Regions from separate parts of the Homo sapiens genome. Here region 2 is linked to region 1. The links are chromatin loops, found by intact Hi-C in ENCODE. Cell type or tissue: left ventricle myocardium inferior. All regions are shown on one strand. Each heading gives the region's core, and the rest is flanking DNA. Links, peaks and the distances in the headings are about the cores only. Region 1 has its middle 27 kb from the start of LINC02577. Region 2 has its middle 60 kb from the start of SYPL1.

Region 1 (2,923 bases), core at 314-2,813:
ACGTAAAACCTTCAGGATTGGAGAGTTTACAATCCTTGACTTTAAAGGAAATCAAAGGACTGCCACTGACCAATTCCTTTTCACTTATTTCCCTTATTTTTATCATGGGATATACCACATCAGTTATTTCCTTTCTTACTGAACTTCTCCTATTTTATCAACTCTAGCTTAGCCTCTTTGTTGATACTATGTCCAAGGAATGTGAACCTGATAAACTAATACTTCTGGATGTGAATTTTAAAATAGTTTATGAACTAATAATTTCTGGCTCTACTTAATTTCAGTCATTTTTGACCTTCTGAAACCCAAATTTTTCTTTCTTCTTCACCAGATTATTATTCCTTCTCCTGGAAACCAGTTCTCCTCTCATATTCAAAATCCACATAAGAAGCATAGTTCCTATATGACCCAGCAATTTCACTGTATACCCCAAGAATCATGAGAATATTTGTCCACACAAAAACTTACACACTATACAGATATTTATAGCAATGTTATTCACAATAGCCAAAAGGTGAAAGCAAACCAAATGTCCATCAGCAGATGAATGGATAAACAAAATGTGATATATCCATATTATAGAATATTATTCAGCCACAAAAGGGAATGAAGTAATAATACATGCTCCAGTGTGGGTGAATCTTGAAAACATTATGGTAAATGAAAGAAGCCAGTCACAAAGGGCCACATATTGTATGATTCCATTTCTACGAAATGTCCAGGATAGATAAATCTATAGAAACAGAAAGTTTATTTATGCTTGCCTAAGGCTGGTAGAGGGTGTTGTAGGCAGTGGAAAGTTTACAGTTAAAGGATATGGGGTTTCTTTTTGGGGTGACAAAAATATTTTAAAACTGATTGTGGCAATGAATGCATAAGTCTCTGAATACGCTAAAAACTCATTGAATTGTACACTTCAAATGGGTAAATTATATGTGTTAAATAAAATTTGGCTGGATGCAGTGTCTCAGGCCTGTAACCCCAGCAACTCAGGAACATGAGGCAGGAGGATCACTTGAGCCTAGGAGTTCAAGATGTTAAATATAAAACTTTAGCCGAATTCAATTTAAAAGCGTTAACTGAACAAAGAACAATTCAATTTGTGAATCAGGCAGCCTCCTGAGTGAGAGTAGGCTCAGAGACTCCAGTGCAGCCACATGGTGGAAGAAGATTTATGGACAGAAAAAGGAAAATGACTTACAGAAAATGAAAGTGAGGAACAGAAACAGCTTGATTGGCTACAGGTTGGCATCTGCCTTATTTGAACACAGTTTGAACAGTTGGCCACCTTTGGCCAAAACTCAGTGATTGGCACAAGAGTAGGCTACAGTCTGTTTACAGTTCCATTTAGGTTATAGTTCACAATGACAGAGAAACCTTTAGAGTGAACTTAAAATATGTAAGGAGGCAGCTTTAGGCTAACCTTGATTTAACAATTGTTACAGTGAGCTACGACAGCACCACTGCACTACTGCAATCCATCCTGGGTGATAGAGCAGGATCTCCTCTCAAAAGAAAAAATAATTATAGGAGGCCATTAGTTTGAACTGAGCCAAAACTAAGTTGTTTATCTGACCTTTCAAGAAATCAAGAGAGGGAGAGAAATAATAGCCAAATCCCCAAACAGACTATTTTTAGCTGGCATGAGAAGGAAGTCCCCTCTGCTTTAACATTTACAAGGAAAGTAGCTTTGAAACGACCAACACACTTTTTGTTCCTGCTTTTGCTTTCCTCCACCCTTTTCTGTCTATAAAGCCAAACTCCTGTACTCAGCTCACTGGAACACTTAATCTATTTCATGGAATAAGCTCTTGCCCAATTCTAGAGTCACAAATAAAAGCCAATGAAGATCTTTAAACTAACTTTGTTGTGATTTTGTCTTTCGACATATGGCACATGAATTACATCTCAATAAAGCTGTTTTTAAGATCCATATATGAACCCTCATATATATAGTTAACTGATATTTGACAAAGATGTCAAGATGATTCAATGGGGAAAGGACAGTCTTTTCAACAAATGGTGCGGGGAAAATTGGATATTCATATCCAAAAGAAAGAAATTGGACCCTTACCTTATATCATATACAAAAAATTAACTCAAAAATGGATCAAAGACCTAAACATAATACCTTAAACTCTAAAATTCTTAGAAGAAAACATAGGAGAAAAGCTCTCTGTCATTGGATTTGGCAATGATTTCCTAGATATGACACCAAAAGCATAGGCAATATAAGTGGAAATAGATGAATTGGACTATATTAAAATGTACAACTTCTGTGCATCAAAGGACACAATCAACGGAGTGAAAAAGCAATCTACAGAATAGGAGAAAATATTTACAAATCATATGTCTGATAAGGGATTAATATCCAGAATATATTTTTAAAACTCTTATAACTCAACAACAACAACAAAACCTTGATTTTAAAATGGGCAAAGGTCTCTAATAGATATTTCTCCAAAGAAGATATGCAAATGGCCAAACATATGAAAATGTACTCAATATCACTAATCATTAGGGAAATGCAAATTAAAGCTACAATGTGATATCATCTCTCACCCATTAGGATGGCTGGTTTTAAAAAACGGAAAATAACAAGTGTTGGTGAGAATGTGGGGAAATTGCAACCCTGTGAATTGTTGGTGGAAATGTGAATTAGTATAGTCATTATGGAAAACAGTACAAAAGTTTCTCAAAAACTTACAAATAGAACTACCATAAGACTCAGCAACCCCTCTGTTGTGTGTATACCCAAGAAAAATGAAATCAGCACCCTGTAGATGTAACTGTGCTGCCATGTTCATTGCAGTACTATTCATGATAGCCAAGAGATGGGAAAAACCTAAATGCCCATTGACAGATGAATGGATAAAAAGAACTGTGGCATAGCTCTATTTATACCACAATTTTTAAAATCTAT
Region 2 (2,923 bases), core at 165-2,664, 580 kb before region 1:
ATCTGCTTCTAACAAATAGAATACAATAAAAATGATGGGATGTCGTTTCTGAGATTAGCTTGCAGAGGGACTGTGACCTGGGCCTTGCGTGCCATTGCTTGCTCTTCTCATAGAGCCCTCCACTTGCAGGAATCAAATTGTCATGTTGGGAGTAGTCCTATGGAGAGGCCCCGGTGGCAAGAAACTGAGGTCTCCAGCTCTCAGCAAGAACCCGAGGCCTGCTAACACCCACGTGAGTGAGCTCAGACTCAGGTGTGCTCTGAAACCTGCTGCCAGGTGAGTGCAGTTCTTCCCACAGGGAGCCCTGAGATGACCGCCGCCTCCGGGGAGACCTTGAATCAGAACCGCCCAGCTAAGCTACTCCTGCATTTCTGACCCACAGCACAGGTGAGATAGTAAACGTGTTGCTTTAAGTGGCTTCTTTTTGGGGGTAATTCATCAGTCACGCTCGGTAACCAGTACCGATGCCATCTACACGTCGTCTTCTCTCCATCTTCCCCAGAGCTTTCCTCTATGTGGCCTTCATGACCAGGCAGAGATGGCAAAACAGTGGCCGGGAACTCCAGACTCATGGCCTAGCTCCCTCCAATAGTGGCTTTCTCCTTTGCAGTAGATAAGGAAAAATTCCTGGGATCGAGTCTCATGAAACTGACTTGGGTTGCTTTCTGCTGGAGCCCTTAGCATTGATTTTTCTTTGTGCTGTTCCCTCTGTCAGTTTGGAAATGTGAAAGATTGTAACAGGAAAGTTCCATGTCAGTCTTTGTGGCCTCCCTGCTTTCAGCCTCCCTGAGTTCTAGCCTAGGCCAAAAGTGACACTGGAGTTTCTTCTCCTTTTTTTTTTTCCCCCCATTGGTGAAGCTCGACAAAAATCAAGGTGATGGGACAGAGAAGGTACAGACAGATGAGGCAGTGGTAGGTGCCTCTGCCGCTAAAGAGTGCTATCGTCAATTTATTTATTGACTGTTAATAGTTACTAGTGACTACTAAAGTGTTCAGTTTTAATTTTTATTTTCTATCTTTATGACCAAGCATTGATTAGTTTCTATAAGCCTCCTGGGCCCAGTGATTGGCTCAACTGCTGAAATTATACCATATAGTTATATAAACATGTACCAAGCGTTGAATGGCTGCTGCTGAGCTCTGTTCCCAATGGGGATCACGGCTGCAGCATTCATCCTGAGTTTTGCCTTCCCACTTCTAGCTGGGAGTGGAGGAACATCACATGTAAAGGCCAGGGCTATAGATTTAGGGACCTGGGTTTGAGTCCTGGTTAGAGTGTTGCCTTGGCCTTTCTGAGCTGTAGTCCCTTTTTATGTAAAACGAGGATTTTAGTGCCTGCCTCATAGAGCTGTTGTAACTATTAAATGACACAAAACTTATGCTGTTGTTTATATTTACTTATTCCTGGAGCAAACTAAATGTTTTATACATTGTCCATAGAAATAATGTTTTAATGTCCCTCTTAAAATGCAGAAACCGGCTGGGCACAGTGGCTCACGCCTGTAATCCCAGCACTTTGGGAGGCCGAGGCAGGCAGATCACAAGGGCAAGAGATCAAGACCAGCCTGGCCAACATGGTGAAACCCTGTCTCTACTAAAAATACGAAAATTAGCTGGGTGTGGTGTCACGCGCTGTAGTCCCAGCTACTCAGGAGGCTGAGGCAGGAGAATTGCTTGAATCCGGGAGGCAGAGGTTGCAGTGAGCCAAGATCGCGCCACTGCACTCCAGCATGGTGACCGTCTCCAAAAAAAAAAAAAGGCAGAAACCAAATCTGAACAGACACCTCATGTAATGATGTAATTACTTCAACAACTTCTGAACTCTTCTAATGACATAGCTTAGTCTGTATAGATTTTTATTTTTACTTTTGGTAGACACATATATTGTTGACTTAAATTGATCTTTTAATGAGTGAAAAACCCTCCCAGTTCTTTTTTACATGGACTGTTGACAAACCTCATATCTCTGACTCTGCACTTGTCCCAGTGAATATTTGTACTCAAACACTTGGCTTCACATTGATGCCTTTGACACTCGTTTTGTTGTTTGTGGACATATTCATTTTATCTGCCCGGTCTTTTTGAATTTTTTTTGCCTTTGCCCAGTAGATTGGTTGGATGTGCACTATGCTGGATGAATAATTTGACCATTTGATGACCAGGCCATCCATCTTGTCAGTTGAGACATTGCAAGAGTCTAGTCTAGAGACCCTTGGCACACCAGTAGAGACCCCTTTTGGCTCACACTTGCTGGATAATCAATCTGTACTTCCTTTTTTTAGCCAGCTATGGATGCTCCTAATCGTTCTAATCTTCAACCCACATAGCTCTATATTCCCCACCTGGATGCCATGAAAGCCTTTTCTAAATGCTTTTTTAAAATTCACAGCCTATATCTACATTATTATAATTATCATAAAAAGAAAACAGGCTGGAAGCAGTGGCTCACATCTGTAATACTTGCATTTTGGGAGGCCAAGGAGGGCAGATCGTTTGAGGTCAGGAGTTCAGGACCAGTCTGGCCAACATAGTGAAACCCCATCTCTACTAAAAATACAAGAATTAGCTGGGCATGGTGGTGCATGCCTGTAATCCCAGCTACTTGGGAGGCTGAGGCAGGAGAATCAGTTGAACTCAGGAGGTGGAGGTTGCAGTGAGCTGAGATCACTCCATTGCACTCCAGCCCGGGCGACAGAGGGAAACTCTGTCTCCAAAAGAAAAAAGAAAACAAAAGGTCCTTCTATATCATTAGCTGTCCCTTTGTTGAGCAGAAGTTTCAAGACGCAGTTTCCTTTACTACTTGCGAATGATGCTATTGCTACCACGGAAGAGTTTCTGCTTTTCCACATTTTTGCCAGTACTTGGTATGATCAGATTTTTTAAATGAATTTTTCTGAGGGTGGAATGCTATCTTACTGTTTTT

The links. Hi-C counts contacts between places; a loop is a spot of excess contacts. Peaks named below come from ENCODE experiments on the same cell type or tissue, not always from the same donor. Only the 100,000 strongest peaks of a DNase experiment are listed, where the experiment ranks them.
Region 2: it touches region 1 in a loop (8-fold over the local background); 65 of 110 quality-filtered maps call a loop at or near these places.

The regions. Positions count from the first base shown.
Region 1 is chr7:106,746,249-106,749,171 of GRCh38, forward strand. No RefSeq gene overlaps it. Among named protein-coding and RNA genes, the nearest start is that of LINC02577, 27 kb to the right of the region's middle. In left ventricle myocardium inferior, for the core only: no CTCF peak of the experiment used is centred there; no DNase peak of the experiment used is centred there; H3K27ac peaks cover 696 bases.
Region 2 is chr7:106,170,956-106,173,878 of GRCh38, forward strand. No RefSeq gene overlaps it. Among named protein-coding and RNA genes, the nearest start is that of SYPL1, 60 kb to the left of the region's middle. In left ventricle myocardium inferior, for the core only: no CTCF peak of the experiment used is centred there; no DNase peak of the experiment used is centred there.